Linked DNA regions of Homo sapiens: regions 1, 2, 3 and 5 are each linked to region 4. Evidence: chromatin loops called from intact Hi-C (ENCODE). Cell type or tissue: psoas muscle. All regions are shown on one strand.

Evidence for each region. Hi-C counts contacts between places; a loop is a spot of excess contacts. Peaks named below come from ENCODE experiments on the same cell type or tissue, not always from the same donor. Only the 100,000 strongest peaks of a DNase experiment are listed, where the experiment ranks them.
Region 1: it touches region 4 in a loop (7-fold over the local background); 68 of 110 quality-filtered maps call a loop at or near these places.
Region 2: it touches region 4 in a loop (5-fold over the local background); 9 of 110 quality-filtered maps call a loop at or near these places.
Region 3: it touches region 4 in a loop (4-fold over the local background); 36 of 110 quality-filtered maps call a loop at or near these places.
Region 5: it touches region 4 in a loop (2.6-fold over the local background); 9 of 110 quality-filtered maps call a loop at or near these places.

The regions. Positions count from the first base shown.
Region 1 is chr9:108,270,407-108,275,406 of GRCh38, reverse strand. The region is part of intron 4 of LOC105376214 (a long non-coding RNA gene); the gene reads left to right. LOC105376212 (a long non-coding RNA gene) reads left to right here. Exons shown (of 3, transcript XR_930235.3): 1 at 1-4,043. Among named protein-coding and RNA genes, the nearest start is that of ACTL7B, 580 kb to the left of the region's middle. In psoas muscle, a CTCF peak has its summit at 2,687 (motif pointing right); a DNase peak (open chromatin) is centred at 2,676; H3K4me3 peaks cover 514 bases; H3K27ac peaks cover 622 bases.
Region 2 is chr9:108,459,942-108,464,941 of GRCh38, reverse strand. No RefSeq gene overlaps it. Among named protein-coding and RNA genes, the nearest start is that of ACTL7B, 390 kb to the left of the region's middle. In psoas muscle, no CTCF peak of the experiment used is centred here; no DNase peak of the experiment used is centred here.
Region 3 is chr9:108,758,920-108,763,919 of GRCh38, reverse strand. No RefSeq gene overlaps it. Among named protein-coding and RNA genes, the nearest start is that of ACTL7B, 95 kb to the left of the region's middle. In psoas muscle, a CTCF peak has its summit at 1,933; a DNase peak (open chromatin) is centred at 1,909.
Region 4 is chr9:107,481,512-107,486,511 of GRCh38, reverse strand. It overlaps KLF4 (KLF transcription factor 4), which reads left to right. Exons shown (of 5, transcript NM_004235.6): 5 at 586-1,660. The coding sequence ends at 761. Among named protein-coding and RNA genes, the nearest start is that of KLF4, 5.8 kb to the left of the region's middle. In psoas muscle, a CTCF peak has its summit at 2,202; no DNase peak of the experiment used is centred here; H3K4me3 peaks cover 2,718 bases; H3K27ac peaks cover 1,875 bases.
Region 5 is chr9:108,476,100-108,481,099 of GRCh38, reverse strand. No RefSeq gene overlaps it. Among named protein-coding and RNA genes, the nearest start is that of ACTL7B, 380 kb to the left of the region's middle. In psoas muscle, CTCF peaks have their summits at 2,095 and 2,308; a DNase peak (open chromatin) is centred at 2,399; H3K4me3 peaks cover 390 bases; H3K27ac peaks cover 2,369 bases.

The DNA of each region.
Region 1 (5,000 bases), 790 kb before region 4:
CTTGTTTTCTGTGTGCTTCTGTTTAAGGACACCGTGTTTTAGTGTATATTGTCGATTCATTAACGTTGAACTCATGGCCAATAGCACTATAAGCTCAAGCCTGAATGAAATTTATCTAACACAAGTATTTTCTCCGTAAGGCACATCACAACCTTCTTGCACTTAGGAACGCTAGATAGCACTTCAGTACTATGCTTGGCGGTCATTTTAAACAGTGACATCACCAACAAAAAATGGGAAAAGCATGGCACCAAACAGACTGTGAAGAGGACACATGTTTACATCATGAAAGCTGAAACCAGAAGACAGTGTCTTATTCAACCTCAGCTGAGAACAGGTGTTTTGGGCAACTCAAATTTTTCACTGCTCTGCACATGTTTATGAATAACTTTGAAATTGCCATATTGATTTTAGGGTTACAAATAAATTTAGCAAGTAAACAAATTCACAGACGCAGAATCCAAGAATAATGAGAACCGACTGTATATTCAATCATTGGGCAAATATTAATTGTGTGCCTACTATGTGCCGGACACTGTTCTAGTCACTGGGGATTCAGCAGTGAACAAAACAAAGCCTCTGTGCTCCTGGACCTAACATTCTGGGGAAAGGGTAAATGCAGGTAGTAAAGTACATCATGGTCAAGATGGTGATAATCTATGGAGACAGATCACACTGGGAGTGGAGTAGGGAGGGATTAGTGGAGTGTTCTGTGAACACTCAAGGAAATCAGTTCATATGGACATGTGTGGAAGGAGCAATTTGGGAAGTAGGGACACGCAGTGTAGATGCTGAGCAAGAAGCCAGGATGGCTGCAGTTGGGGGTGGCAGAGAGGAGATGAGATAAAGACTGGGTTGGCAAATGATGTAGGATTCTCTGACTTCAGAACCTGGGCTCTTGAAAGGAACATGGGATGAAGATGCAGTATGAGCACTGGGGTGCATTCTAAGTTGTCATAAGGTTGGCAAACGAAAAAGACTGTGAGCTTTTGCTCTTGAGAAAGGTTCCAGTAAGATCCAAAGAAAGAATCTTCGCAAAGGGGTGGAGGCTTCGCCAAGGCCCCCAGACCTCTACTTCATCTGAAGCTTCAGGGTGGGTCACCTGAGGATGCCTCTTTTAGGGAAGTGACTTCAAATCAGCTTGGGATTGGAGGAGACTCTCTGGGAGATAATCTGGCCCAGAGCTGCAATACTGAGGACAATTTCATCAGCATTGACAGTGCATCTGAGGAGAGGCTGGTCACAGCAAACAAACCATCACCCAGGACAACAGGAGTGAAGGCAGAGAGCAAGTCTGCACAGTAAGATTAGCTTGTACAAAAACACTGCTCAACCAACTCAGCTCTGCTCACTGCACTCATCAGAATATGAATGCCACAGCCCATGTTGGAGTCAGTTGCAAAACTCATCTGCAGTTAGACATCCTAAGACTCAACCCATACCACTGACTGATATGGAAACTGAGGCCCAGCAAGGGAAACTAATGAACATCCCATCAAACACCAAGGGAGGGGCTGAACCAGGATGGAAACTTAGCTCTGGCCAAACCATCATTCTAGACAGTTATTCCTAGAGTTAAAAAAAAGAAGAAATTTCACAGAATTCCCAGGTTTGCAGAAAAGCCACTGATTGAGCTGCTGTGTTTGTGTCCATGCAAGCAACTGCAGCCACCTCTACAATTCAGTTTAGTGACTTTATTTATTTATTTATTTAGGCAACCTGGCCATTCAACATCTGCCTCTTGGAGGGCCCTGTGGAAAACTGTGTGGCCATAATGTGAGCCACTCCCAAGAGAAAGGTTCTTAGTCAGCAAAGGTGGTCACGCTAGTTGGAAGAGTCAAAAGGAATTAAACTCCTGTCCCATGATCTTTAGATCTAACAGAGGCACTGGTTCCCTCTTTCAAAGCTTTTTGTAGGAAGGCCTGTCATTTGTGAGGCTCTCTGGCTTCAGGCTTCTGCCTATCTTCTGCGAGGCACTGAATCCCAAAAGAAGTGGAAAGTGGTTGGTCGGGGACAGTGGTGTGCTGGTAGACCCGCTCTCTGGGGGATGGTAAAGGAAAGCCTTGGTTTCCTGCATTTGCCCGATATCTGTGGTGCAAATACTTTCCCCATGGTGGCTTTCAAGCTACCAAGGATTCACAACCGGCTCACAGAATTCCTGAAAATTTAACAATCCACTCTCATGCGCCTGCTGCAGCCATTTCCAGCCCACCTCTGTAGCTCTCTAAACAGCAGGGCCTCATGGATGAGACTAGAGAGGGGAGATGTAGCTGGCTCTGTTTAATTCTGTGAGGTCAAACCACACCTGGGAGGGTGTGTCTGGTTTCAAAGCCTACATTGTAAGAGGAACATAGGCACACTGAAAATTGTTTGATTTGGGCAAGAAGCAATTTCGTCTGAAAAGCCCACCGGGAGACCTATTGCTGGAATGAGAATCCAGGGGAAGAAAAACACAGGGTATCCTGGCCATTGTTTCCAAATCTCTGTGGGGCTGTAAGGTACTTTTCCTGAGGCGTGGAATCTGAACAAATGGGTTGGGGAGGCGTCTAGAACCGGGATGCTGATTTCAGCTCAACCTAGGACTTTTCCGATAAAGCCACCCAGAGAAAGGCAGAGCTGCCTGGCACCATGAGGAATGCCATCACTAAAAGAATAGCATAAAGAACATAGGGCACCCACTAGGTGGGGCTGTGACCGTGGGGACTCCAGGGGCCCCTTCTAGTTCCTGGGGTCTGATCCTGCAATGGACTCTTCTTCCTTTTCCTAGGTAGCCAGTTTTATCTTCTCACTTTCCACTCCCCTTTTCTCTTTCTCCTCTTTCCTGGGCTCTTTTTCTTAGCTGCCTTTAGCCTCTTTACTGGGTTGATCTTCCTTCTGGGACATTGACCTCTAGAGCTTCCTGCACAGAGCGGACTCAGCCCCTTCTCTTTCTCAGGACCCACTTACACCCCCGGGGGAGAGAGCAGGGGCCCTCCTTGTCTTATTTTTCCTTGCTTTCTCTTCTCTCTTCCAACATTCTCAGCTCCACATTTGTGATTGAAGAAGGGCAAATAAACAAATTGAAACTGAAACTGAGCATTGGCCATAAAGTGAGGACATCTGGGAGGCTTGTAAGGAAATTTACATGCTTGCCTGGTTTCAGGTTGCATATTTTGTGTTGCCTGGTAACAAGCCCAGCGTTCCCTTTCATGCTTTATTCTCCTCCTATCCCCTGTTTATAGTGTAATTACCACTGTGACATCATAATCCCTCATTGAACAGCTGTCAGGGGGGCCCAACTGCTGAGTAAACAGGGCTTTATAATCTCTCCTCCCATGGGCTGGTTTACTAAATAGATCAATATTTGGTTTGTAGGCACAGAGATTAGGAGGTGGAAATGTCTTTTGAAAAAGCCCAATCTCTTCCCAGGGCCCTGAGTGCACCTGAGAATGCTGAAAAGAAAAGCCAAGTTCACGGACAAAAAAAGAATCACCCAAGCTGCTTTCACCTGCCTGCGATTTCCCAGGAAGCCAGTTTGTCTTTAAGAAGTGAGACCCATTTGAGAATGAGTAATGTCTTAGGCTCTTTAGTCTAATGCTTAGAGAATTCCACTTTCTTCTTTCGCTCGGCCTCCCCCTGAGCTCCCCTTTCTCTGTCCCCAACTCCATTTTATTTAATCTTTCTAAATGGATATTGTAGCCTCAGGGACTAAAAGAATGACACATGGATAAACAGGAACTAAGCTCCTAAGCTTTTCCCCTACCTGCCATCTTCCTCACCACGCATGAGGATTAGAAGCATCACAAAGAAAGCAGTCTCGGAAGTTTGTCAAATAGAGATTTCTGGGTGATGGTTTGGGAAAGGATGATTTAGATCGTGCCTCTCCTGGGTCGGGAAAGTGACTGAAACACATAACAGCAGAGAACTTGAAGTGCTGGTTTGAGCTTCAGGAGATGTGAGTTCTAGCCCCAGTGCTGCCTGTGATTTTCTCTGTGACCTGGGACAAGTCCCTTGTGGATACGACAGGATATGCGGGCTACAGGGATCTCTGAGGCTTCTCCCAGGTAGGCAAAGTGGAGTGTCAGACTAAGCTGGGCTCAAAAGTTTGTCCTGACACTAGTTAACAGCAAAGTCTTCAAATCACAGGCAACTCTTAAGAGTTGCACTTGCTTCGCTGTAAAAAACGGGAGAATTAATGAATCACTGTGAAGACTAAATGAGATAATGGATGGGGCACACCTCACTGGGTGTGTGATACTTGGTAGGTGTCTTTTTAAAGCATAATTCCTATAAAAACCAAAACTATGGTTTAAAAAAAGGCTTGGAGGTAAAAATTAGAAGGAAAGGAAAGTAAAAGAATAATAACAATCAACACCAGTGTAAGCCATTCACAAGACACAAAGTCCCTTTCACGTATATGATCTTAGGTAATCTGGGCAACAACCTTGAAGAAGAGAAAAGCACCACATTTATTGATCTCTTTGAGTGGGCCATTCACTGTCCTAGTTTTTCACAATCATCTTGGTGGGTAATTTTCCTATTTTGAAGGCCAGGGTCCAAGATTACCCAACTGGTGAGTGTTGGAGCCAGCTCGGGTGATTTTGGTTTGAAACCTCTAAATCCCATGACACAGAAGTGGCAGGATCAATGTGGAAAGCAAGGCAGCAAAATGATGAGGTACTAAAAACTAATGACCTAGATGAAGGAAAGAAATATTTACACAACATCATATGCTTCTTTCACAGTTGTCATGCAACATCATAGTACTTTGCTGATTCAGTCATTTCACAGAGTAATTAGCGTCTGTCTCTGAAAAATAAAATACTGCAATTGGCTGCCGTCTCTAGGACTTTGTGACTTCCTTTGGACAGGTGGTTGCAAAAAGCCTACACCTTTAAAAGTGCCCCCTGAAAGTTAATGAATCACTGTGAAGACTAAATGAGATAATGGATGTGACACAACTCTCTGGGTACCCAGAATGGAGGAGATGGTAGGCCATGGCAGATGGTAGGGGAGAAGCT
Region 2 (5,000 bases), 980 kb before region 4:
TGGTTGTTTTCATTTTCATTCCCTGTAGCTATGTAATGACGAATGCAACACAGCACAGTGCATTCAGAATTTAAGACATATTTCATCGAGAACAAGAAACAAGTCTGCTTCTCTGAAGAGAAATAAATGGCAGCCAGATTAGATCCAATGATGACACATTAGTTCTATAGTAAAACATTATGCTAGATTTTGCAAATTCCAGATAAAATTTTTTTTTACAGTCTAGGTATCATAGAATTTCCTAGTAGAACTAATTTTTCATACATTTCCTTTACAGGTGGAACTGAAAAAAAAAGAGAAAACAATTTTGGCTTCCTAGAGCAAAGAGAAAATATCAAAAGGCAGATAATTAATTGCTTTACCATATAACAGCCCTTACAGCTACACCAAGAGGACAATGCCCAGTTGTTAGTATAATAGAAGCAAGGCAGAACTGCTATAAAATCAGTTAAATAACTTACTTTGTCTCGGCTGCAAACTTTATGGCTGCTGGTGGAGGCTCTGGGTGTGTATATCAATTCACAGTTTTCATCCCTTAGAGAGTACTGGGCTGCCCTTAATAGCTGTGTGATGTTAGGCAATTCACCCAGACTCTCAGGGGCTCAGTCTCCTCCTCTGTGAAATGGAGAAAATGATACACGCCTCATGGGTTTCTTTGTATAAAGTGTGTGCTTTGAATAGGGTCTAGCTGGAGTAAGTGAATAATGCACCATAGTAAAGATGTTGGTGCTGACGGTGGTACTTTGGCACCAAGCTTTCACCACCTTTTTGAATAAGCCAAGAAAGCATTGCTCAACCACTGGCCTTTGAATTCCACTGGCAAGGGTTGGGTCTCAGCCACAACTCTGGCTCTCTTCTTGGGAATTTGGCTGTGTCCCATAGTCCCACATCCACTCCTTTTATTCCATCTCAAACATCCAGCATGGCTCACATTTGGTAAGAGGTTTTGAGAGTCCTAAATAAGGAGCCCTCTTAAATTATCTGTGTCCCTAGGATATTTGAAGAACAGCCACTAAGTCCTCAGGCTCACAGCATCTTGAGCCTCTTGTTCTCCTCTGACCCTGGTGGAGTGCTTGTAAAATGGTCACCATCTATCTATGGGATTCTGGGGTCATCACCATGGGTGTATGAGGGACCACAACTGATAAGATGGGAGTTAGAATCTTGATCAGACTCACTTCTGTGCAGCTGAGACCTTTTTCTCTTAATTGAGGTATGACTGATGTACGCAAACCTGTACATATTTAATATATACACCTTGATGAGTTTGAAGATAAGTACATATACACCTGCAAAATCATCACCATAAACACTAACATAACCATCATCTCTAAAGTTTTATCTCTCTGGCCTCTTTTTATTTTTGTGTGTGTGATAAGAACTTAACATAAAACATAATTTTAAGCATATAATACAATATTGTTAACTAGATGCACTCCGCTGCATAGTAGTTCTCTAGGATTTAGTTGTCTTGCATAACTGAAACTATGTATACTTTGCAACATCTCTCCAGTTTCCCCTACCTCCAGCCCCTGAAAACCACCATTCTACTCTCTGCTTCTGAGTTTGACTATTTTATATTCTTGATATAAGTGGGATCATGTACTATTTGTTCTTCTGTGTCTAGCTTACTTCAACTAGCATAATGTCTTCCAAATTCATCCATGTTGCAGTAAATGGTAGGATCTTCATTTTCAAGGCTAAATAATATTCTTGTGTGTGTGTGTATGTATATGTATATATGTGTGTATATATATATATGTGTATATATATATGTATATATATGTATATATATATATGTATATATATATGTGTATATATATATATGTATGTATATATATATATATATATATATATAAATAGACATTTTCTTTATCCATTCGTCTCTTGGTGGACATTTAGGTTGTTTCCATTTCTTTGTCATTGTATTACTGCTGCAATTAAAGTGGGAGTGCAGACAGCTCTTCAAGGTACTGATTTCAAATTCTTTTGAGTGTACACCCAAGAAAGGAGATTGTTGGACCATATGGTAGATCTAATTTTAATTATTTGAGGAACATCCATACTGTATCCATAGTGGCTATACCAATTTATATTCCCACTAACAGTGTACAAGAATCCCCTTCTCTCCACATCCTGGCAAACACTTGTTCACTTTGTCTTTTTGGTCATAGCCATCCTAACAAGTGTTAGGTCATGTCTCATTTTGGTTTTGATTTGCATTTCTCTGATGATGAGTGATGTTGAGCACCTTATCATGTACCTGTTAACCATTTGTATGTCTTCTTTGGAGAAATGTCTATTCAGATCTTTTATTCATTTTTAAATCAGATCACTTGTTTCTTTGCTATTGAGTGGTAAGGGTTCTTATGCATTTTGCAGACATATAATTTGCCAATATTTATGCTTCTTCTGTTGTTTACCTTTTCACTTTGCTGATTGTTTCCTTTGCTGTGCAAAAGATTTACAGTTTGATATAATCACATTTGTGTATTTTTGCTTTTGTCACTAGTCATATCCAAGTAATCATTGCCAATGCCAATGTCAATAAGTTTTCCTTTGTTTTCTTCTAAGAATTTTAGAGGTTTTGGTCTTACATTTAAGCCCTTAATCCATTTGGAGTTAATTTTTGGATATGTATAAGATAAGGGTTCAATTACATTCTTTAGCATACAAATATTATTTTCCCAAAGCCATTTATTGAAGAGACTATCCTTTTTCCATTGTGTATGCTTGCCCCCTTGACCATGATCAGTTTACTGTCAATGTGTGGGTTTATTTCTGGGCTCTCTATTCTGTTTTTATGCCAATACCATACTGTTTTGACTACTGTAGCTTCATATTTTGAAATCAGCAGTCTGCTGCTTTATTATTCTTGCTCAAGATTGCTTTGGCTATTCAAAGGCTTGTAGTTCTACATCAATGTTAGGATTCTTATTTCCATTTTTTTAGAAATGTTGTTGGCATTTTTGCAGGGATTGCATCTGTTGATCACCTTGAGGAGTATGGATATTTTGACAATATTAATTATTCCAATCTATGAACATGAGACATCTTTCTATTCATTTTTTCTGTCTTCTCTAATTTCTTTCATCAATATTTTATAGCTTTCAGTGTATAGAGATTTCACCTCCTTGGTTAAATTTATTCCTAAGTATTTATTCTTTTTGATACTATCATAAATGAGATTTTTGTTTTAATTTTTTGGGTAGTTCATTAGCATAAAGAAATGCTACTGATTTTTGTATATTGATTTTGTATCCTGCAAATTTACTGAATTATTAGTTCTAACTCTTTCTTTAATGAAGACTTTAGGGTCATCGTGCCATCTTCAGAGATAATTTTACTACTTCCTTTCTTATTTGGATGCCTTTTATTTCTTTTTCTTGTCTAAAATGCTCTGGCTAGGGCTTCCAATCATATGTTGAATAGAAGTGGTGAGAGTAGGCATACTTTCCTTGTTTCTCATCTTAGAGGAAAAGTTTTCAGTTCTTCATCATTGGATATGATGTTAGCTGTGTGTTTGTCATATTTATGGTATTGAAGTGTATTCCTTCTTTACCTAATTTGTGAAGAGTTTTTATCATGAAAAGATGTTGAATTTTGTCAAATGCTTTTTCTGCATTTATTGAGATGATCATGATTTTTATTCTTCATTCTTTTATTCATTTTCAATAATGTGATGTAGCAATTGATTGATTTGCATATTGACCCGTCCTTGCATCCCATTAATTGATTATGATGTATTATCCTTTTAATGTGCTATTAAATTCAATTTGCTAGTATTTTCCTGAGGACTTTTGCATCTATGATTATCAGAGATATTGGATTATAGTTTTCTTTTCATGTGGTGTCTTTGTCTGGCTTTCATATCAGAGTAATGCTGGCCTCTTAACATAAGTTCAGAAGTGTGCTCTCTTTTTCTGTTTTTCAGAGGAGTTGTAAAAGGATTGCTATTAATTCTTCTTTAAATGTTTGATAGAATTCAATGTGAAGCCATTTGGTTCTAGACTTTACTTTGTTGGGTGGTTTTCAATTACTGATTCTATCTTGATTATTTTTGGACTGTCGAAGCTATTAATAATTCTTGATTCAATCCTGATGGGTTGTATGTTTCTATGAATTTATCCATTTCATTTAGGCCATCTAATTTATTGGCATATAATTGCTCGTAATAATCCCTTATTTCTGTGGAATCAATTGTAATATCTTCTTTTATATTTCTAATTGTATTTGAATCTTCTCTTTTTTAAAAAAATTAGTCTAGCTAGAGGTTGTCATTGTTTTATCTTTAAAGAAAACTACTCTGTTTTGTAGATTTTTTCTACTGTTTTTCCATTTTCTACTCATTATTTCTGCTCTAAATTTGATCATTTCTTTCCTTTGGCTAACTTTAGTTTGTTCTCTTACTAGTGCTTTCAGGTACAAAGTTAGGTAGCTTACTTGAAATCTTCCTTTTTTTTTAAAAAAAAAAAAAAGCAGGTGTTTATCACTGTATATGTCCCTCTTAGTACTGCATTTGCTGCATCCCATACATTTTTCAATGTTGTGTTGTCATTTGTCTCAAAATATTTTCTCATTTCTCTTTTTATTTCTTCTTTGAGTCAATGGGTGTTCATAACTGTGTTAATTTTCAGGTATTGGTGAATTTTCCCATTTTCCTTACATTATTAATATCTAGTTTCATTCTATTTTGGTTTGAAAATATATTTGGGATGATTTTAATCCTTTAAAATTTATTGAGACTTGTTTTGTGACTTAGTATGTGATCTGTCTGGAAAATGTTCCCTGGATGCTTGAGAAGAAATTATATTCTGCTGTTGCTGGGGAAATGTTCCACATGTGTTTCTTAGGTCCATTTGGTCTATAGTGTTGTCCAAGCCTATTATTTCCTTATGGATTTTTTGTCTGGATGATCTGTTACTGAAATGGGGGTATCAAAGTCTTCTACAATTATTGCATTGCCGTCTATTTCAACTTTATATCTGTCAGTGTTTCCT
Region 3 (5,000 bases), 1.3 Mb before region 4:
TTTACTTCTTGTAGTAGCCCAGGGAAGCATGAGTTATCATTACTCATTTATTTATTTATTTATTTATGAGGTGGAGTCTTGCTCTGTTGCCCAGGCTGGAGTGCAGTGGCACGATCTCAGCTCACTGCAAACTCCGCCTTCCGGGTTCACGCCATTCTCCTGCCTCAGACTCCTGAGTAGCTGGGACTACAGGCGCCTGCCACCACGCCCGGCTAATTTTTTGTATTTTTAGTAGAGACGGGGTTTCACCATGTTAGCCAGGATGGTCTTGATCTTCTGACCTCGCGTTCCGCCCGCATCCGCCTCCCAAAGTGCTGGGATTACAGGCGTGAGCCACCGTGCCTGGCCTATCATTACTCATTTATTACAGACAAGGGAATGAAGCTTAGGCACAGTCACTGCCCAGCCCAAAGTCACCCAGTTAGTATGATTTTGAATCAGAATTTGAACCCAGATCTAACACCGAAGTTCACACCCTTAACCTCTACATTATGTGAATAAAAGATGTGGAGCTACTGGTTAAATATTTGGAAAAATATGTCACACATAGAGTTAAATGTGAAAGATGAAAATGTAACAAAACCTTAGCTTTAAGGATTTTTTAGTGTTGTTTTCCTTAGAAGAAGCTAAAAGGTAAAGAAAAAAACCCAAGAATAATAATAAAAGAAAGAAATGGAATAAAGGGATTTTTAAAAATTTGAAGCCATATAAGCTTCATTTTCTATTTTTAAATAGTTATACATTTCAAAATTAGCTAAATCTATAAATTAGAATTTCAGATATCAAAGATGAAGAATATTTAAGTAATTGAGAAACTATTCACAGTATAGGTGGAAAAAGGCAGTTTGCAAAATAGTGTGTAAAGTATGATATTATTTCTATAGAAATGTATTTATATACATCAATAAAAGAAAAAAATCCCTACCACATAAATTCTATGTATGTAAAAGGCCAGCATGTGAAGAAATCTGTGACTGTTTTTCTCTCTTGTGGGACAGTTTGCTGCCAGTGCCAAGCAGAAAATGGCAACCTGGTACCTTGCAAAAATAGATGCCCGCATCTTCTTTGGCCACAGTCATTTCTTAACCTGCCAGTTCTATCAACAAGCCAAAATAACAGGCTGACTTTCGCTGTGTAGAGTTCCCATAGGATCCTGTATCTTCCTTGACCTGACAAGTCAACCCCTGTAAAAGACAAATTGGAAGGCTTGTTAACTCTCTTTTGACTCTGCCTTGACTTGGAGCGTTTGAAGGTTTAGGCTGGTTAATGATGTCTGTTTTTTTTTTTTTTTTTTACAGCGATTCAACCCAGGGCCTCATTTCTTACATAAGTGTCAGGCTGGAAGCAGGCGGTTCTTCAAGTTGGCCTCACTAACAATGTAGTGGCCTACGCACCAGCCCCCTGCTTCCCCGGGCCTGGGTGCTGAGTCAGGGATGCTCCGGGGTTCGGGAGGACTGGGATCCCGGAGCACATGAACTGGACTCCTTTTGCAAACAGCACTTAGGACTTTGCGTTCTGGTTATTTAATATGAGTCTTCCTGCCCAGTTAAAATATGTGAACGCGGTAAGATCAAACGGCCCAACAGTTCTGGATCTTATTCACCTCTGTATCCTCAACACTCTGTACTCAGTGTGATGTTGGGGAGGGAGCTCTGAACAGGGAATTCCACAAATCTTGGTTGGAATCCTTTCCACCGTAAGTCTGGGCAAGTGATGGAAGCTTTTTGAGCTTTTCTTTCATTGTCTATAAAATGGGTCTAATGAGAGTCACCTAGTGTGAGCATTAATGATACTAATTATGCAATGGCACATAGCCCAGAGCCTGGTCTAAAGGAAGCTCTCAGTTGATATGGACTGATCATGTCCCGGTGAACCTTGGGGCAGGGCCGATGGTTCCAAGTGGGAGAGGAAGCCTCCCCAGCAGTAATCCAGATATGCCACTAGGAGGCGTGCGAGTTCCATAATTGATTTATCCCCCCTCTCGGTATTAAAAGCCAGTCTTGGCCCAATTCAATCTCTGTAACTTTAACTTATTATTTAAGAGTGATAAATGGCCTGCTCCTGCATTCCTTTTCCATTCAAATCACTGTCATTAAGATTAAGACAGTGTAGCCGGCTAGTGAAGAGTTGGCACCTTTTTGTTTATTTCTTGCTGCTCTCCACGTGGGGTACCAGCTCCTTGTGAGCTGAGTACCTAAAGCTTGGCCTTCACTTTGTTCTGTGTATGCTCAACACACTTGGCTGACAGCATGTGTCTTGGGTCTTGATCCGAAGGTTTGGATTATTTGTGGGAAGGAAAGTGAAACCAATCGTGATGGATTCTATTTTATGCAACAAAAGACAGCCATCTGTAGCCCCCAAATGGGCCATGGATCCTTCTTTCTCCTGTCTTAGAAGAAGCATGCTTGGCTCCATTTTTGTTTATTGTTTCTGCCATGTTCCCTTCCAGTCCAGAGATTAGTGCACTTCCAGGCCAGAGAGCTGGGTTTGAGCCTCAGTGGGGCCTCTAGTCTCACAGATAGTTAGATTAGAATGAACCTCAGTGGAGGAGTGAGTTCACCCTTCCCTCAGATGGGCAGTCTGAGGGCCAGAGTCAGGCTAGGATCTTGAACTTCAGCTGCTTTATGGGTAGAATAAGAGTACTGGGCTGGGTATTTCCAATATCTTTCCAGCGTGGACATTTTTTCACTTTCATATCCAGATGCCATGCTCATAAGCCTAATTCTCCAGCTCACCTGAATTGTGTGAATTCCATTTATGAAGAGCAGACAGAGATGTTGTAAACATGAGTGTCACTGCGATTTATGAGTGTTGTGGCAGCCTAGCCCTAGGAGCCATGCTGGGGCTTTCTCAAAGTAGACATTACGCCTTGGAACAAGCTGTTCTGATGAGCAACACAAGGACACATCAGAGGCTCCACAACTTTCAATTGGCTTTAGAGCCTGTGATTCTCCTTTTTTACAGTCCTGTGACATTGAGACAGTATTAGCATTTACTTCCATTTGCTAAGGGCAGGACAACATGCCATGAGAAGGTACTGGTATTCTCATGGAAGCCAGTGACCAAGCTAAAGGAGAGTTGTCAGGTATTTGATGTTGATTGCAGCAAGAATATGGAGGAAAGAGCCCATGACTTGGGGCAGGGCCTGCCAGGATTTAAATCCTACCTGCCAATTACTGGCTGTGTGAATGCAGGCAGGTAACCTAGCCCCTGCCTGTAAAATGGGATAATAATAACCCACTGCTCAGGGTTGTTTTTGAGGATTGAGACGAAGGTAGTACTGTGCAAAGTGCTCATGAAATATGAGACTGTTTTTATTTCTTCTGAAGCCCAAGAATTGTAAAATACGTTTTTCTATTCTGAAATGTAGGATTAGGGTAGGGTTAGAAAAGGGAACACAATAATGTGAGAACTTGAAGAACCTCAGTGAATAGCAGCAGAGTCTGAATTAAGGACATCTGAAAATAAAAGGAGAGTGGTTGGGATTAAATGACCTGCTGATGTTGCTGAGCTCCTGAAGTTAAGGGAGCCCAGTGAAGCAGTGTTGTTGTTTGGAGATGATACCCAAGATTCGTTGTGTCACAGTCACGGAAAACTAGGACGTGGACACATAGTGAGGTTCAGAGTGGAAGTTTAATGGGCGAAAGAGAAGAGCTCTCTGCAGCAGAGAGGGGTCCTGGAGAAGTGGGTTGTTGCTTTCACTGTGAAATGTAGGAGGTTTTATAGATGAGCCTGAGGAGGCAGTGTCTGATTTACACAGGGTGCAAAGGATTGGTTGGACCAGGTGTTTCATTTGCATAGGGTGTGAGTTTCTGGCTGCCCTCACCCTAATCTTTTGTCTTGCAAATGGTTCTCTGCCTGGTTGGCGCCATGTTGTTTCTTTACAGTACACGTGGTGGCAAAAGAGAAGATGGTGCCTCCATGTTGAACATGCCTGGCCCCCAGGTAGCACTTTTCTATTGACACAGCTGCCAGCATTCACCTGTGCAGGCTTCCAGCTTGCTTATCTATGTCTGGAGCTCAATTTTTCAGGCTGCTCTTTGTTAGAAAAGAAAGGATTTTGAGGCTGCTTTTTGTTAAAAGGGAAATTCTGCCGAGGACTCTTTTACCCTCACTATCTGCCTGAGTAATTTCTTTCTAGTTCCCGTATCACCAGGAATCTGGAGTTCACTGGGGATTCCTGAAGGACTAGATTGGCAAGGATCACATTAGGCTGGTGACGGTGACTTACCTTCTATTACCAATTTGCCCAGAGTATCTATTCTCTTTCTGAGCCTTCTGCTGCATTGGGTTATGCAAACATTGGCTGAGCACCTGTGCTGAGCCAGGAACGTGTCACTGCTGGGGACATGAGGCAGCTGAGCACAGGTCCTGGCCTTCTTGGTCTGATAGGGAATACCCAGGAGAAAAGGCAAGTTCACTATTCCTACAGCAAAGGGCCTCAGTCAAGGTCTGCTCCAGCAAGGAGGGATGGTGGGGGAGCCTCCAGCCCTGCCTTCTGGATGGAGGTCAGGAAAGACCTGCCCAAGGAGGATGTGTCTAGCTTGGAGTGGGGGCTCCTGAGGGGATAGGGAGCCAATGATGGGTAAGAAGAGAGCCAGCTCCTCCTGGGGAGCAAGGTGCTGCCTGGATGGTCAGAGTTTTTGGAGGATGCTGCTCTCTTTCTCCTTCCTTTTCATGTCCAACACGAGGATCCATATTATTCCACAGAGAAAACTTAAACCCTAGTGGGAGACCCTTCTCCTGCCTTACGTTCTAGGAAGACCATTCAGCTATATCAGTGTCCTGTTTTAACTCTGACATTTGTAACTGCCTGAGGGGTTCTCTTGCCCATTGGATAAAGAAAGACCATGGCATTGTAGTGGAGAAAGAGTTTAAGAGACATAGACTAGCCATGCCACATGAGAGACGGAGTTTTGTACTCAAGTCATCTCGTGCATAGGTTAGGGGTTTTTCAAAGGTGGTTTGAAGGAAAGGGTGAGGGTGGCCAGGTAACAGGT
Region 4 (5,000 bases):
CCCCACAAGCAGAAGGTTTTATTTTAAATTCCAAGAATATGATGGTCAAAATTGCTGGGAAGATTCTGATTTAGGGTTGTCACTGCAGAGCATTTCCATGTCAATGTAAGTAGGTACCCAAAGTCGTTTAGGTGCAGCATTCAGTAACGTAAAGGTAAAGAAAAAAAAAGTAGCCACCTGTGGCTTTTTATCCCCAGTCGTAGTAGGAATAAGATTGCATGGTTTGGGCACACTACCAATCACAATTTCCAAATTTCATTTCCACCACTGAGATGCCTTGACTCAAATGAAACATTAGTATAGGTTTAGGTGGTGTTTGTGTGTTTTTGGTGAAACATTAGTATAGGTGTAGGTGGTGGTTGTGTGCTTAACTGACCCCCTAAAAACAAGACCAAATACTTAAGCACGGAATGTATTTCTGTTTATGATATGGAATTCAATACACCCCTTCAGTGGTATAAAGACATTCCTGGATTTCTTTAGGATAGGGTCAGAGTTGGTTTACTATCTGGCCTTCAGTTTTTAAAAGGGGCGATTCTTTGATATAGCAATAGCGTCAATTTTTTTTTTCTTTTACCTTTACAGGTGAGAAACCTTACCACTGTGACTGGGACGGCTGTGGATGGAAATTCGCCCGCTCAGATGAACTGACCAGGCACTACCGTAAACACACGGGGCACCGCCCGTTCCAGTGCCAAAAATGCGACCGAGCATTTTCCAGGTCGGACCACCTCGCCTTACACATGAAGAGGCATTTTTAAATCCCAGACAGTGGATATGACCCACACTGCCAGAAGAGAATTCAGTATTTTTTACTTTTCACACTGTCTTCCCGATGAGGGAAGGAGCCCAGCCAGAAAGCACTACAATCATGGTCAAGTTCCCAACTGAGTCATCTTGTGAGTGGATAATCAGGAAAAATGAGGAATCCAAAAGACAAAAATCAAAGAACAGATGGGGTCTGTGACTGGATCTTCTATCATTCCAATTCTAAATCCGACTTGAATATTCCTGGACTTACAAAATGCCAAGGGGGTGACTGGAAGTTGTGGATATCAGGGTATAAATTATATCCGTGAGTTGGGGGAGGGAAGACCAGAATTCCCTTGAATTGTGTATTGATGCAATATAAGCATAAAAGATCACCTTGTATTCTCTTTACCTTCTAAAAGCCATTATTATGATGTTAGAAGAAGAGGAAGAAATTCAGGTACAGAAAACATGTTTAAATAGCCTAAATGATGGTGCTTGGTGAGTCTTGGTTCTAAAGGTACCAAACAAGGAAGCCAAAGTTTTCAAACTGCTGCATACTTTGACAAGGAAAATCTATATTTGTCTTCCGATCAACATTTATGACCTAAGTCAGGTAATATACCTGGTTTACTTCTTTAGCATTTTTATGCAGACAGTCTGTTATGCACTGTGGTTTCAGATGTGCAATAATTTGTACAATGGTTTATTCCCAAGTATGCCTTAAGCAGAACAAATGTGTTTTTCTATATAGTTCCTTGCCTTAATAAATATGTAATATAAATTTAAGCAAACGTCTATTTTGTATATTTGTAAACTACAAAGTAAAATGAACATTTTGTGGAGTTTGTATTTTGCATACTCAAGGTGAGAATTAAGTTTTAAATAAACCTATAATATTTTATCTGAATAATGTTTTTTATTGTTTTGTTTTCCTCCTGGAAAAATATGAACAGTGTTTGGTTTAAACACACCGGGTTAATAAGGCATGTAAGAAGCACGCACAAAAAAGCCAACTTTATGTCAACAAATTAAAATACCTTTTTTTATTAAAAAAAAACTATTTAGTTTTACCATAAATACTATCAATATAGGGCTGAGAACTCTTGATTATTGTACGTTTAAAAATTACAAGATTAAAAACCCAGTTCAGGTTTGCTCTTTCCAAATGTACGTAAAGCTACGTGAAAGCAGTTTCCTTACCTATGATTTTCCCAGTAGAAACAGCTTAATCATCCTTAAATTTGCTCAGTTTAGTATGAAAATATTTATGAAATATATACATTTCAGTTTCATATTTGAAAAAAATCTTTATGGTTTGTCTTTTAAAGTAAATAAAAATAAAAAAGTTTTCTGTGGAGGCCTGTCCCAGCACCCCTCACATCTGAGTAACAAAAGAACCTTCCTACAGCAGACAACCCTAAGAACGTAGTTCCACAGTGCCCTCCTGAGGATTAAAGGGTTCATTTATGCTTGGTGTGTGTTAAAGATACATCACTTCTACTAGTTACAGCCTTAAAGAGGTCAGAACCAAAGTTTCTGGCAGATTGTTTTAAAGCTAAATCAGTTCCCCTGACTGAAGGTGGGAAAACAAACTGAAATAAAATAATTTAAAAATTATTCAAATTCATAAAACTAAGTGTAAAGTAAGATGGTGTTATGGTAAGTTTGTAGCGTTTATATTAGAAGTTTTAATATTAAAACTCAAAACTGCCCTGTTAGAATCTGAAGTTCTTGAGATGGGTGCCTGAAAGATTGAAATTCATTTGGGGCTATCGCAAAATGGAAAAAGCATTTGTGACACTTGTTGACACCTTATATACTTGTAATAGTGATGTGGGTGACTAAACATCATCAAGGGGACAGAGCTCACTGCTCACTGGCATTTTTTTTAGAGTGCTTATTAACTATTGATTGTATCTAGTGTCCAGAGGTGCGTTTGTACCATGGGTACATGTAATAAATGAAATAAAAAATGGATGTTTATAAGAGGCTTATGGTAGATCAGCACAAGGTATTTTCTTTGGCTTTTGAGAGTCCACCATGACTGGAAAGCATAGCATGTGTCTCTGCTTAAAAGAAAACAGGTGCATCAATAGGATGGAATTTTATGTGGCCAAGAACATATTCAAAGCATATTTAATGACATGGAAAAATGCTCATAGTAATGTTAAGTGGAAAAAGCAGGATATAAGACTATCAACAGTACCAATTCAACTGTGTACATTTAAGTGTATGTGTGCTTTGAAGGAGAGAGAGAGAAACAAAAGGAAATTAAGAGAAAACCCTAGAAGGAACTGCCAAAATATTCATACTGGTTTTCTCAGTTTTAATTTTCTTTTCTTTTTTTTTGAGATGGATTCTTGCTTGTCACCAAGGCTGGAGTGCAGTGGTGTGATCTCGGCTCACTGCAATCTCCACTTCACAGGTTCAAACGATTCTCCTGCCTCAGCCTCCTGAGTAGCTGGGATTACAGGCGCCCACCACCACACCCGACGAATTTTTGTATATTCAGTAGAGACAGGGTCTCACCATGTTGGCCAGGCTGGTTTCGAACTGCTGACCTCAAGTGATCCGTCCACCTAGGCCTCCCAAAGTGCTGGGATTACAGGCATAAGCCACCGTGCCCAGCCTAAATTTTCTTTTTTGAAGTTTTCAAATATTCTAAAACAGCTATAGTAAGTTTGAAAAACTTTTTCATAAGAATGAAGATATAAAGAACAATTAAAATTATTTAAACAAAAAGCCCTCATTAGAACACATTATTCTGTAAATTATGTTTAGATTTCTTTAAGTTTAAATTTCTTAAATTTCTGTTAAATTGTGGTTGGTTGCTTTTGTAATCCACCTCTGTTATACAGAATCTTTTGGCACACGGTGTATGAAAATGACTGAAAAATGCCATCTTTATATTTGCTAAGTGCATATTATCTCGAATAGAAGAAACATGCATAAACTATCAAGAATTTTAAATTTATTTAAAATTTTCTGATGTCATAGATTAACATTCCTCTACGTTAACTTTTTCTTTATTCTTAATTTTTATTTAATTCTTTTTCTTCAGCTTTTAAGTTCAGGGTACATGTGCAGGATGTGAAGGTTTGTTACATAGGCAAACATGTGCCATGGTGGTTTGTTGCACCTAGATATTAAACCCAGCATCCATTAGCTATTCTAACTGATGCTCCCTCTCCCCAACCCCTATTTTTTTAATTTTTAATTTAATTTTAAAAAATTTTATAGAGGCAGGGTCTCACTATGTCGCCCAGGTTTGGTCTCGAACTCCTGAGCTCAAGCAATCCTCCTGCCTCGGCCTCCCAAAGTGCTGGGATTACAGGCATGAGCCATAGCACCCAGCCTACATTAACTTTTTCTAGCCTGAAAAAGAAAGCTTCAATATCTAAAATGAATGAGGAAGATTTCCCAAAACTGTGACCAAACAAAATACTATTCGACATACGCCAATAGCTAAATTATTTACTCTGGGACCTATCAGCTGTGGGCTCCTAGGTGTGCTGTCATTATGGTGTTACAGAGCCGTTTATACACTATACAATAAAGAGTACCTAATAATTGTGATGCCTGCTTATTATATTTTCCTTATGACACTTAATTTTACTGTTTCTTATTTTAACTTGTGTGCCTACACACACAAAGGATTAACAATGATGTTTCCTACACACATCAACAGACTTTCAGTCCACCTATTTTCCAGCAAAATGTCTCTTCTGATAAAATTCTTTCTGCCTGAAAACGTATTTGACTCTTGCTATCCTGTTTCAGTTTGTAAAACAAAACAGATGCTTTCACTATCTCAAGTAGGATGGTCATGAGGAATATTTCTTTTTCTTCCAAAAATTGTTCCAGGCCGGGTGTGGTGGCTCACACCTGTAATCCCAACACTTTGTGAGGTTGAGGTGGGAGGACTGCTTGAGGCCAAGAGTTTGAGAGCAGCCTGGGAAACATAGCAAGACCTCATCTCTATCAAAAAAAAAAAAATCAATGAAAAAGTGTTACAATTTTTAGAAACATGAAATGCTCTTCACAGTTGGAGATTGATAATTTTTACATATAATTTATTTCCATATAAGGAAGCCCAGGGGAGGTAGTCTTTATGCTACAGAAGCAAGTCCACAGAGAAAATATTAAAACAAGCAGTGGTGGTACCTGTTGTACTTCAACAAATGGGAGTATCTAAATTTAGCAGCCTGTATCAGCCACCTGTCCTATTAAATGTTCTGGCTTCTGAA
Region 5 (5,000 bases), 990 kb before region 4:
TGAGATGTTGCACATTCACTTTGTTGAATTAAATTCGAGAAATCTGGTGTGTATTTTCCACTTTTGGCAAACCTCAATTCAGACTAGCCACATTTCAGTGTTCGCTAGCCATGTGGCTGCGGGTCTATAGCAGACAGCACAAGTTCAGTGCTTGTAAGATTACGCATTGAAATCGAATAGAATGGAAAATTTCAGACAGCATTGCTCATAGTAAATAATTTTTTCTAGGGACTTAAAATGTGCTTTTGAGCAGGGAGTCATGGTAGAAAAAAAAAAAAACTTGAAAGCTGATGTAGTACAGCACATTGATTCCTTCCAGCACACGTGTCTATGGAGCTGTACTGAAGACGACTGTAATCTTGGCAACATGAAAGAGCTCCCAGGTACACTTCTCTGGCCATGCATTGACCGTTAGGCTCACTACTTCTTGATATCTATTCAAGGCTTAGCTAGTCATCACATAAGACATTAGAGGATTGCTTGAAGGACATATAGCTCACCAATCTGCACATATGCTAAAACCTCCCTGCACCCAGCCAGATAAACAGAGATAGGGCCCTCAACATTAATCAGCTTATTCTTTCTATAATTTGACTTTGCTGTGACACCATCATAATAGGGTTCAAAGTGGTTACAAGAAACAGCATTGTCAGCATGTATATGGACATTCTAATGCATTAATGGGAGGAATGTGCGTTGGTATAACACTTCTGGTGGGCAATTCAGTTACGTGTATCAAAAAATTTCAAAACTTCTGTGTCTTTTGGTCCAGCACTTCCAGGAGTTTATTCTTTCATGTCCAGGAATAAATGGAAGTAATACAGATGGTCCCCAACTTAATGATGGTTCTGCTTAAGAGCCTTGGACTTGACTATGGTGCAGAAGCAATATGCATGGTATAGTAGTAACCATACTTTCAGTACCTACACCATCATTCTGTTTTTCACTTTCAGTATAGTATTCAAGAAGTTACATAAGCTATTCGACACTTTCTAATAAAATAAGTTTTGTGTTAGATAATTTTGCCCAGCTGTAGGCTAATGTAAGTGTTCTGAGCATGTTTAAAATAGGCCAGGCTAAGTTATGATGTTCAGTAGGTTAGTTGGATTAAATGCATTATCAACTTAGGATATTTTCAACTTATGATGGGTTTATGAGGACATAACCCCATTGCCTAAGTCACGGAATTCTTGTATATGTGTGCGTAAAAATTCAGCTACACTAAATGCAATGTGATATGTTTATTTGGATCCTGGAACGGAACAGGGACATTGGTAGAAAAGCTAATGAAATCTGAATAAAGTCTGGAGTATAGTTAATGTTAACATACCAATGTTGGTTTTTCAGTTATGACAAATGTACCATGGTAATATAAGATGTTAACATTAGGGGAACTCTATATTATGGGAACTCTATACTGGCTGCAACTTTTCTGCAAACCTAAAATACTTCTAAAATAAAATGTTTATTAAAAATATTCATCCATAAGGATCTGCAGTGCAGTGTGCCGTAAGAGCAAAAAGTTGGAAACAACCTAAATATCCAACCACTGACGCTTGCTTAAATAATTTTAATTTTATTCATAGAATGGAATAGCAGATAGTCATCCAAATGATGTTTTAGAATTCTATTTGTTAACAAAGATGTTCATAATATGTAAAGTGAAAAAGCAATTTTCAAAATATTATTATTTTATTAAAATGTGTACATAAAGAGAATTGACAGAATGTACTGAGTCATTGGGATTAAAGGAGATTAAATCTGTGTGTGGATGTGTGTACATATGTTTACTAGTTTTTAAATACAGGGCTTATGTTGGTTTTGTAATAAGAATTTTTAAAGTTTGTTTTTTTTTACTTTGCAAAAGTGAAATGGGTGAGTCAGACTGTTCTGACACAGGGCTGACAGTGATGAGTGTAGTCTCACCACAAACTTGAAAATAAGGGACATCAGATTGCACTCTGGGAATTAGGCTCAGAAATCAACATAGAAAGTATTAGTTTTGAGTGGGGCAAAATCTCTTTAAAGAATCAGAATGACTCACGGGCCAGAATTAGTCCTGGCTACAGCCAAACTTGACATTCAGAAATGTAGTTCAGAATGTGTCTGTCAGAACGGAGTTGGTACGGAACAAACTCAGCTAAAGGAGGGTCACAGAGGGTGCCAGTGTCATCTCAGCAGCCTTATGATGACACATCTGGTCAGACTGGCCTCAGTTTCTCTCTCTCTCTGATAAGTCTGTCCTGCAATGAGACAGAAGTGTCATCTGTTATCCCGCCTCTGACCACTAAACATTTTGATCATCCAGTTAATTCTCTGCCACTAATCAGGGTGAGGCCCACGAAAGAGCCTCTGGTTACTTGACTCTCCCTGTAGGCTGCCCACAGCTGGTCAGGCTGACACGAGCACCCATCCCCTTGACAATGAGTTTCCTCATTGCGAACGAGCAGATTTGGCAGCTAATTTGATGAATGTCTCTGTGCGCATTACTAGTGTGAGTCAGTGCTCTGGGCCCAGTCAAATCTGTAGCTCTGACAGGAGGAATTTATGAGCCTGTGAGGGGAAGGGCCAGAACATGGACCCTGTGAATTGCCCATAATAACGGTTCCCTTTGGGTCTTGTCAGGCACCCCCTTGGCCTCTTCTCAAAGATCCAAGCGGCATTTCCCCTGGGATGTAGTGGCTCACTCATTTCGTTTATAATGCTTCTCCCAGCCCAACCATCTGGCATTGGGAAAACCTGCCTAGTCCCCTTGGGTTAGGGCAGCAGAGTCCAGTGAGATGAGTGAGTCCTACAGGAACCTGGTAAAATAACTCAGATAAACATGGGAACCCAACAAACTTCCACCGAGGGTTGAATAGTTCCCAGACATCAAGCTTGGTGGAGATCCTTCATGTTCACTGTTCATGATGGCTCTGTCGTGGCACGAAAAGCATTAGACATGGAGTCATCAGATTTTGTTTCTATGGCTTTGGCCTAATTATCTGGGTGACTCTGCACCAGTCAATGTTTTGACGTCTTGACCATAAAATCAAGGATAGCAATACCTACCACACAGCATTGTTATAAGTTCAGTTGCTATGATGGATAGTACAGCACAATAGAAACTAGAAAGAAATGTACAAATAAAAAGTACAGTCATGTGCCACATAATGATGTTTGGTCAACTGTAGACTGCGTATGTGACAGTGGTCTCACAAGATTATGATGGAGCTGAAAAATTCCTGTCATCGAGTGACAGTATAGCCATCATAATTACTCACATGTTTATGGTGCTTCTGAGGTAAGCAGCGACGTGCTGTACAGGTTTGTATCCCAGGAATAATAGGCTATGCCATATAGCCTAGGTGTGTAGTAGCTTATACCATCTAGATTTGTGTTAAGTGCACTTTATGATGTTTGCACAACCATGAAATCACTTAACGACAATTTCTCAGAACATATCCCTGCTGTTAAGCAACGTGTGACTGACTGTATTGTTATTTCTCTTTTCATGAGTCATAATTCAAATGTGTGTGTGTGAGCAATTTTTTGAAATGCAAACAAATTGGAAAGTTTTATGTCCTGGAAAGTGGAGAGCTGATTTAGTTTCTGATCGGGTATGGAAATACATCAATTACTAAAGAGATAGCAAGCAATTCCTTAGTGTGCATAAAACTTCATAATTGAATATTTAACTTATATTAAGTATCCAATAACTGGGTTTTGTTCTGAATGCTAGCATTGCATCCAGATTCGATTCTACATAGTGTTTTTAAGATGCAGTTTCACCAAAGAGATTCTTTTGCTGCCATAATTCCAAAGCCCTGGTTAAGGCCTCTCCAATCTAGGAGCCCCTGTAATTCTTATGATTTTGTCTGCACTTAGAGACGTGTTGATTCTCTTGTCGGGCCCATGTCCTACATCTTGTATATTATGTTCACTTATGATTGTTCCACGGCCACACAGGGTTCAGCAGGAGAAAGACCCTGGAGTTGTAGTCAAAAGACCCTCAATGTGTGCATATCTCAGATTCCTATCTATAAAATGAGATAAATGATTTACTTTGCATGATATGGTTTAAATGGAACACTGAATTGTTATTGGATTCTTACTTTGTTCCATAAAACTGTAACACTCATCATTTTATTCTTATTTCAAAGACCGAGACATTGTGTAGGGCAGGTAGACCTCCTAACCTAGACCATGTGATGCTAGGCCACCATCCTGGTGAGGCTTTGGGGCTTGGACTTGTCCATCAACAGAACATTTCCTGCTGGTTGAAGCAACTGCTTCTATTCTGGAAGAGCTCTGGTTCTGATATTCTTTCTATAAATAAGAATGACTAACACTGATGGAGCACTTACTCTGGGCTAGTCATTGTTCTAAGAACTTTATATAAATTAGTTCACTTAATCCCCACAACAGCCCTATAAAACAGGTACTCATTTTCCCCCGCCAACGTTTTTTTAGAGAAAAGGAAATAAAAACAGACAGTTGGTCACTTGCTCACCCAAGAATTAAGTGGAGAATCTGGGATTTGAACACAGACCTCCACTGTACTATATGGCCCTGTATGAAAAAGAGTATTTGTCCCTATCATTGGACAGATGAGCACAGAAGAATGCTAAACACTGGTCTTTCATTAGTAGACCCTGTATTTAACACACACTAAGTTTTACTCTACTGCACAAGCCCAAATGGCTTCCTTGTGGATCCTGGTTTTTCCAGATACCATATGAAGGGGTTTGATAAAGTAGTTTCTAAAAGACTTTCATAGCAATATTCAATAATTTCATGGCTCAGAAATTTACACCAAGCTAAAATGCCTGGTCTACTTCCTGTGACAAATATATGGTAATTTATCCATGATTTTATCTTTCCAAAGGTTGTTGAAAGCATTTTTTCTACTGAGAAAATCCTTTTCTAATTTTGCCAATTTTTCCAGAGGATGGGGATATTTTAAAGAAAATTGGTTCTGGTGATCTGGTCAAATTTGTTTCAGATCTGGTCTGCTTATT